2 separate regions of the Homo sapiens genome follow, and region 2 is linked to region 1. Evidence: chromatin contacts called from ENCODE Hi-C data. All regions are on one chromosome and are shown on one strand. Each heading gives the region's core, a stretch centred on a gene start or an enhancer-like site at or near the end of the contact. The rest is flanking DNA. Distances are from core to core; before and after follow the strand shown.

The links. Hi-C counts contacts between places; a loop is a spot of excess contacts on that map. Pooled maps may share reads with other maps.
Region 2: a loop to region 1 is called in a map of Calu3, with 5 times the contacts of the local background. The contact joins two enhancer-like sites. A Hi-C loop is called at or near these places in 13 of 168 maps with a recorded cell type or tissue (CD4-positive, alpha-beta memory T cell, Calu3, IMR-90 and 9 more) and 21 of 50 pooled maps.

The regions. Positions count from the first base shown.
Region 1 is chr15:91,535,188-91,539,277 of GRCh38, reverse strand. No RefSeq gene overlaps it. Among named protein-coding and RNA genes, the nearest start is that of CRAT37, 74 kb to the right of the region's middle. Within about 2 kb of position 2,402, at least 7 of the 41 ENCODE cell types and tissues checked have a DNase peak (open chromatin) inside an H3K27ac peak, as active enhancers do; they include dorsolateral prefrontal cortex, where a contact is called at or near this core.
Region 2 is chr15:92,080,403-92,084,492 of GRCh38, reverse strand. The region is part of intron 2 of SLCO3A1 (solute carrier organic anion transporter family member 3A1); the gene reads right to left. Among named protein-coding and RNA genes, the nearest start is that of SLCO3A1, 230 kb to the right of the region's middle. RefSeq lists an enhancer at 2,097-2,146. Within about 2 kb of position 2,077, at least 3 of the 41 ENCODE cell types and tissues checked have a DNase peak (open chromatin) inside an H3K27ac peak, as active enhancers do; they include dorsolateral prefrontal cortex, where a contact is called at or near this core.

The sequences.
Region 1 (4,090 bases), core at 1,153-3,652:
CAAATTGTTGAGGTAGAACATCTTTGTTAGAGAGCTTCTTAGGTGTTTGTTGGCCTCTTCAACTAGAATTTGAATTGCTGGAAAGTGGAAACCATGTTCATTCATCACTATGTATTCTAGAATACGTTACAATTCTTTATAGTAGAGGTCACCATTTTCTGTAAAGGGCCAGATAGTAAAATTTTAGTCTTCTGGGGGCAGATAATCTTTGTTGCAGCTGCTCAACTCTCATTGTATTGCAAAAGCTGCCATAGATGACACACAAACAAATGGGCATGGCTGTGTCCCAATAAAACTTTATTTACAAAAACCACAGGCCACAGGATCATAGTTTTCTGACCTTGCTTTCCTGGTGGAAAGACGGTAAGTTCTGAGGCAAGATAATCCTTATTTTAGATTCTAGCTCTGCCTATCACATAACCTTTCAATCAGTTTTCTTTTCTGAACAATAAGGTGTAGTAATATACCATACATAGAAATGAAAATGATATCTGTGAGAGATCTTGAAAATATTTGGAGCATGAGAAAGTACTCAGTAGATATATTTCCCTAGTAGGTGCTTAATTCATAGAATTTAAATTTGAAGATGTTTTGCTCTAAAAAGTGTCTTGACCAATCTTTCCTACAGAGTTCTTTGCAGCTCATCTCGAGGTCATGTTTGTCATTGATTTCAGCAAAAAGGCTGTGCAATCAAAAAAGCTCAGATGGAATTTGGGGGGTAATTCCAATTGAGAGATGTTGATTTAAATCTCTAAGGCCAATGTACTAACTCAAAGTTGAAAGGAATCAGGGAAATGGAGCCTTCAGACTTACTGTGTGATTAACCTTTGGCACACAGAAAGAAAGAGCATAATAAATATGTAGCATTTGCTACACTCTTTTGATCATGAAATTTAAAAAAAGTAAGAGTCTGTAAACATTAGGAGATTGTTCAGGAGACTCTGCTGAATTGGATTAATGTCTCAACAAATCATCCTCTGATGAATTCCATAATGAGAGCATTTATTGACCTGCACGTTGGAGAAAACAACTTACAAGAAGAATTTGCTGTAAAATATGTGTTTAACGGGAAGAACAAAGCTAATGTTTGGAAAGCATTTTTGTTTGCCAGGGGTGTAAACAAAGTGTTTTATTTCCCCTTTCTCTCTGTGGAGCTCTGCTTGAAACATCATGCTATAATAGAGGCAATTACATATAAAGGGACAGATTGTTATGTTCGTTTCCAGTGAAAATGGCTAGACATATGAGCTCTGGCATTGTATGATTCAGGTAAGCGCCGCAGTCTTGGAAGGCTGACACCTAATTCCTCCCAGCCTTTTCAGTGTGCAAGGGGCTACTGTGCATTAAATCTCTAAGGCCGATGTACTAACTCAAAGTTGACTCAAATGCACAAAAGAGTGTGCATTTCTCTTTTGTGATGTTTAGTGCGAGCTGGATTGAATATTTCACAAATTGCTCCTTTCTCCACGGATTTTTGTCTTTCCATTTCTCTCACCAAAACTGCATATGAAATTTTCAAATTTATTTTTGAAAATAAGATGGAGGAGTGGATCCAATCATCTTGATAAAGAAGTTAGTGTGGAGAAACATCATGGCAAGGTATTAGAAGGGTGCCTTTGGTGAATTCTGACTACGAATGACCCGCGAAGGGACATGGTGTTAGTTACCATGCTACTCAACTCCTCAGAGTCTCTGTTTCCTCATTTATAGTATGGGAGAATAATAGCTACGCTTCAGGCAGAGGAAATTAAATGATAATGAATATAACACACATAGCCTAATAGCAGGCACAAAACATATGATCAACAAATAGCATCTGTTATTACATTTATTTATTTATTTATTTATTTATTTATTTATTTATTTACCCAAATCAGTAAGCTATGCTATTTTGGATACAGTGAGTTAGCTGAGGAAGTAGAACTGCTAAGAAGAATTTCGACAAAGAGTGGAGCTATTCAATAAATATTGCTTGATTTGATTTGGCACAGCCATCATTCTTATGCTCTGCTGGTTCCGAATTAGGCCATAGATATTTTCTCAGCTATTTTAATTAGAATCAGATGGAGGAAGAAACAGAGGCAATGAATATAAGAATCTGTTTTATATCACTCCCCCGAGGATGGACAGAGGAAATAATAGGTCTTTTCAATGTTTAATTTCAGTGACTCAAACAGGAGGAAATTTGCCAGGACAAACGGGGCTGTTTTGCCTCCCTGGGTGAAGGATAATTTGATACAAAGCTCCCTTTTCCAACAACAGAAGTTAGGACCATGACTCAGCAGACCAGACAGGCAAGAGACTAAAAAAAAGTCTCTGTGTGCCCTTCTGGACTTTGGATTGAAAGCTGCCTGTTTTATCTGGTCTGCTTATCATATTACTCCACAGTTGCAATAGGTGTCTTATTACAGTCTCGGCTCACCCCCATCAAAGCTATGTGCTCATAATGATATTGATGTCAAGACTGTGGCAGGTGAATAGAGCACTTTGTTGAGTGTGTCTCTAATTTCATGTGCCTAATGGTATGTGCGGTGTGCACCTGCGAAGTATAACCACATATGTACAGGTTGCAGGGAGGTGGTCTTTTTCTGCCTCTGCAGTGCTCAGGCAGAGAAATTCAACTTCACTGTTCATCTTCTATGAGCAGGCTGAGGAGGTTAATTATATCTTACATATCCTATTAAATCTAGCATTTGTCCTCCTTGGAGTTAGATTTATAGAATGAAGCAAAGCAATAAAGAAATTGTAAGCCACCCAAGTTACTGTAAGACCACCTGTGACCAAAGGATGGCTCAGTTTCCAAAAAGAACTCTGGGAAAATGTGCCATGTGACCCACATCCTTGCACATACAGCTGTTCTCCTTTATTTAGGCTGATGACACACATTCCCTAAGGCAGAGACCAGCAGGGTGCTGCACCCTGAGAACACATACGAAGCTTCATGTCTTTCTTTGACCCAACAGCCAACTCTGAGTTCAAAGAAAATAGCAAGTGGCTTAGTCCATTTGGGCTGCTATGACAAAATACCATACACTGGGTGGCTTATAAACAAAAACTATTATTTCTCACAGTTCTGGTAGCTGGGAAGTCCAAGAGCAAGATGCCAGCACATTCAGCATCTGGTGAAGATCTGTTTCCTGGTTAACAGATGACACCTTCGTGCTGTGACCTACCATGGTAGAAGGAGCAAGGCAGCTCTCTGCGGCTTCTGTGGCCCAGAGACACAATATGGACACTAATCCCATTCATGAGGCTCCACCCTCATAACCTAATTACCTCTCAAAAGCCCAACCTTCTAATACCATCACACTGGGAGTTAGGATTTCAACATATGAATTTCTGGAGGACACAAACATTTAGACCGTAGCAGCAAGAATGGGGGAGAGCCAGTTCAGATCATCTACAGGTTTTCTGGAAGCTAATTTAGTTTAGTTTCATTTAAGTTTAGTTTAGTTTCATTTTGCTCTTTCTTAATTCATTGCTGGATTTATTATTTTCTTGGTCATGAGCTAATTTATGCTATAGTAGAAAGGGGTAAATACAAAACACAATACCCAAAGCATGGAAAGCCTGAAAAGTGAGTAATATGCTTGTAAGCTGGCTTTTGGGGCAGTAGGGAGGGAGCCTGGGTTATATAGCCTTTGCCAGTTTCCACGGTGTAAATACTTCAGTTGTGTTCAATTTGAAGCTACCAACAGCTTAACAACTAGCTCTCAACATTTCTAAATATTTAACAATAGTCTCTTGCTAGCCAGTTCCAGAGAAACCACTGGGTAAGCCCAGTGCCAAGAGGCAACTCTTGTTAAGAAAATGGCTTACTTATCTCCAGTCGTTTGGCTGCACTTTTCACACAAGTATAGGTCTATATTATAAGTAAAATATTATATGCTGGTTTTCCTAGTGCTTGCTTTTTGGATTTACCCCATGACCACATTGTATGGATTTTTCATAAAGTGTTTAGTTAGCCAGCCTTTTTTTTTTTTTTTTTTTTTTTTTTACATGGAAGAAATTGCACAGGACTTGGAGGAAAACAGAACTAGGTTCTAATAGTGGAGTGACTGCTTGCTAGTGGTAAAGATATGGGAACATT
Region 2 (4,090 bases), core at 828-3,327, 550 kb before region 1:
CTGCTGTACTGGTGTGTCTGTGAGCATGGTACAAATGCTCCCTCGGCCTCAGTTTCCTCCTCTGTAAAATGGGATGACAACAATCCCTACCTCCTAAGGGGTTATTGAGGGTCAAATACGTAGTGCACAGAATGCTTCTGATCAATTCCTGGAACACAGACATTCTCAAAAACCATCAGCTGTTATTTGTTCTTCTTACTGGTGCCTCTAACAGCAGGATTTTCTTTTTTTATGACGTTTTAAATCACTTAGGTAAACTCTGCTTTTTTTAGAGAATGTGGAAAATACAGGATCATGTAAAGGATTAGCATCGTTCTCATATTTCCCTTTAGGCATTATTATATTTGTACTGTCTTTCTTCATATGCGTTTATCATTCCTGGAACCATGTAAGTTAATTTACAAACAAAACCCCTTTTCTTCATTTTAAAAGCAGCACATGCTCATTAAGGATGACTGAGGATAAACCAAGCGTAGAGAGGCAGAATAACACAGTGGCCAAGAACACAGACCCTAGAGCTGCATGGCCAGGGTCTGCAGTCACTGGCTGTGTGACCTTGACAAAGGTACTTACCTACTCTGGCCCTCCATACTCTCACCTGTGAGTGAGGTTAACAGTACCCACCTCGCAGGATTGTTTTGAGGTTTGGGTGATTAGTGCCTCACAAGGGCTTTCCACAGCGCCTGGCATACAGTAAGTGCTCAATAAATTTTAGCAATCATTATTACAAAGATGACAGCACAAATCACCATCTCTCACCACCCAGAAACACTGACATGCATTTAGATCTTCCCTTCTCGTCTGTTTCTATGCACAAGGCTTATTTCTTATGAGTAATTTTTAATAAATCCCAACACAGTTCTCCTAATGACAGAAAGCTTAGAGACAAATACGATTCTCTGAAGAACATACTTCTGAAGAATACAATTATCTATTGCAATAGAATTTCAGGTGCTGATAGAACGGAACTGCAAGGACCAGGCACTTCTCAGCTGTCCTTGGGAGAGTGGTGAAGGGAGAACCTACTGTACCCAGGAGTCACGCTGCCCTGCACTCAAACCTCTGCTCAGATCCCTTCCTGAACGTGGGAAGGGAGGGCACCTGAGGACAGTGAGATCTCACATGACAGTCAGTCCTGACTTCTTAGCAGTGACAGAGACAGCACCAAGCTAGCTGGGCAGCAGAAGGGCAGAGCTGAGGGTTCTGTACTTGACAAAATGAGAGATCCCTTTGGGGGAAGCCTGAGGTTTTCTTTAGAGGAATCTTGAGATTTGCTTGACTCAACTTCGAGGAAACAAGAAAACGGTCTCTCCTATAATATCTCGCAGGGCTGGTACACACGGGTGACGGCTTCTACCTCTTTACAAGGAAAGTGATCATTTCGTCTGATTATAAAAGTAATGCATTCAGCAGGGGGAAAACACAGTTTTCCTACCATCCAGAGGCAGTCATTTTCTTCAGCTCTTTCTCTGCCCCTTCTGATTTATTCAAGGTCAATCATTCTCACTATGCCTTGATAAGGTGAGTTTATGAGACTCTTTTTGTAGATGAGAATACAGAAGCGCAGAGAGATCAGTCAGCTGCACCAAGGTCACACAGCTTGTACATGGTGGAAGTGGATTTTAACTCAGGACTCCGGGACCTAGTTCCTAGAGAAAGAGCAGGTATCACGGCACAGTGGTGAAGGCGTGAGAATCAGCCAAGGCTGATTCCTACCAGGCTGGAATCCTGGTTACATTTCTCAATTTCTGGAAGATTCACTTCCCAACTCTGAGTCTGGGAAGAAGGGTTATCAGTCTTGTAGAACAGTGAGAATTATATGTAATGCATGCAAATCTTCTGATATCTGGCATGAATAGAAGCTTTCTAGAATTATCTTTGTGTTTCAGGAACAATGAGTCCAAGAATGGGGGCGTGCATGGCTGGTCTCCCTAGGCTGTTTCTTTGGCTGGACTTGGAGTAATTTTAACCCTAGATGGTTCTCGCAAGTGGGAGGAGTGAGGAGGAAACGCGGGTTGGCTGTGACTCTGCCCCACTAGAGGGCAGTGCTGACCTAGGAAAAAGAGCAATTCCAGGCTGCTTGAACATCCTTGGCCTCCACTTCCTAAATGCCTGTGAAACCCTCCGTCAGGGCTTTGCGTTTCTCATCACCCACTTGCCTTCGTCTCCTCAATTTATATAAATGTATTGCCACATCTTAAATCTGCAGGCTCAAAGTTCTCCCCTCAGAGGGAGCATTCTGCATCATATGTGCATGAATAAAACATGATCCATAAACAGCAGGAAACCTGCAATACACATTTATCTGGTGCCTGCTGCCAACAGCCTGCCAGCATTACATAACTGACCTTGCTTATGTCTGAGGAGGAGGTGAACAGGGAAGGAGACGGTGAGGAGGTGACCATTTATTGAGCACAAATTAGGTGTTAGACACTGTGTAATAGAATTATCTCCATCACAAAGTTTACAAACAAAACCAAACACTAATGTTACCAAATCCACACAGTACATGACAGAGCCAGAGCATATGTGCCCCTCCCCACATTACTGCACCTGTTGACCTCTTAGATCAGATACATCAATGGGGCTCAAACTGGGCTGCACATTGGATTCACCTCAGAAACTTGTAAAAAGAAAACACCAATCCCTAGGTCTCACTCCTGGAGATTGTGATGAAGCTGGTCTGGAAGACACACTAGGCAATGGGCTTTTCCCAAAGTCCCCAGGTGATTCTACCTGCAGACAGGTTGAGAATCCTGGACTAGAACCAGCCTCTGCCCTTGCTGCCCTTGACCAGACTTTCTCATTAAAAAGCACCATCAGTGGGCTGGGTGCAGTGGCTCACACCTGTAATCCCAGGACTTTGGGAGGCCGAGGTGGGCAGATCGCCTGAGGTCAGGAGTTCGGGACCAGCCTGGCCAACATGGTGAAAACCTTATCTCTACTAAAAATATAAAAGCCAGGCATGGTGGTGGGCACCTGTAATCCCAGCTACTAGGCAGGCTGAAGCAGGGAGAATTGCCTGAATCTGTGAGGTGGAGGTTGCAGTGAGCCAAGATCGCACCAGTGAGCCGAGATCACAACACTGCGCTCCAGCCTGGGCAATAGAGCGAGACTCTGTCTCAAAAAAAGGAGAAAAAGAAAAAAAAAAGCACCACTAGTGGTACCAGCACTGACCAAAGAAATAGCTGGTACCCAAAATGCATTTGGGAGGTAAAGAGTAGAATGATGGTTACCAGAGGCTGGGAAGGGGGCAGGGGAGGTGGGGATGGTTAATGGGTGCAAAAATATAGACAGGATGAATAAACTCTAGTATCTGATATTGCAACAGGGTGACTACAGTCAACAGTAATTTATTTTACATTTAAAAATAACTGAAAGAGTATCACTGGAATGTCGGTAACACAAAGAAATGATAAATGCTTGAGGTGATGATGGATACCCCATTTACCTTGATGTGATTATTGCACATTGTAGGCCTGTGTCAAAAAATCTCACGTACCCCATACACACACACACACACACACACACACACACACACACACACACACACAGCTACTATGTATCCATAAAAATGAAAAATACCTACCTTCCCCCGCCCAAAAAAAATGCATCTGGGCACATGGGCTAAAGGAAGAATATGGACACAATTTGATATTCACCCTGGAAGGTGGAGGGGCAGCCATTCACCAAATGTGGCCAGACCAAAGTCACTGAGCATGGTGACAGAACCCAAATCTCTCGTAAAGCCAGCCAAAGCAGCACTGTATGCCGCCACGAGTGTGAGCACTCAGCACAGAACTCTGCCTGGTGTACCCCGTGTGGCCTCTGGGGCACCGAGTATGGCCCCTACTGCTGTCTGGTATGGGCATGGGCCTTGCTTATGCTGGTCTTCAACCCAGTTTCTCCTTCTCCTCCAGGGCCCTAGCGGTGCATCAAAAACTGATCCTCCATTCAAAGCCTGCCTTAAATACCACCTCCTCCAAGGGGCCTTCCTAGATTTTCTCTCATCCTTCACCTTCTCTCTTCTGTCATAGTACGTGACCTGAGACTTTTTCTATAGTTCTGCTTCTAGTTGGACTGGAGGAAA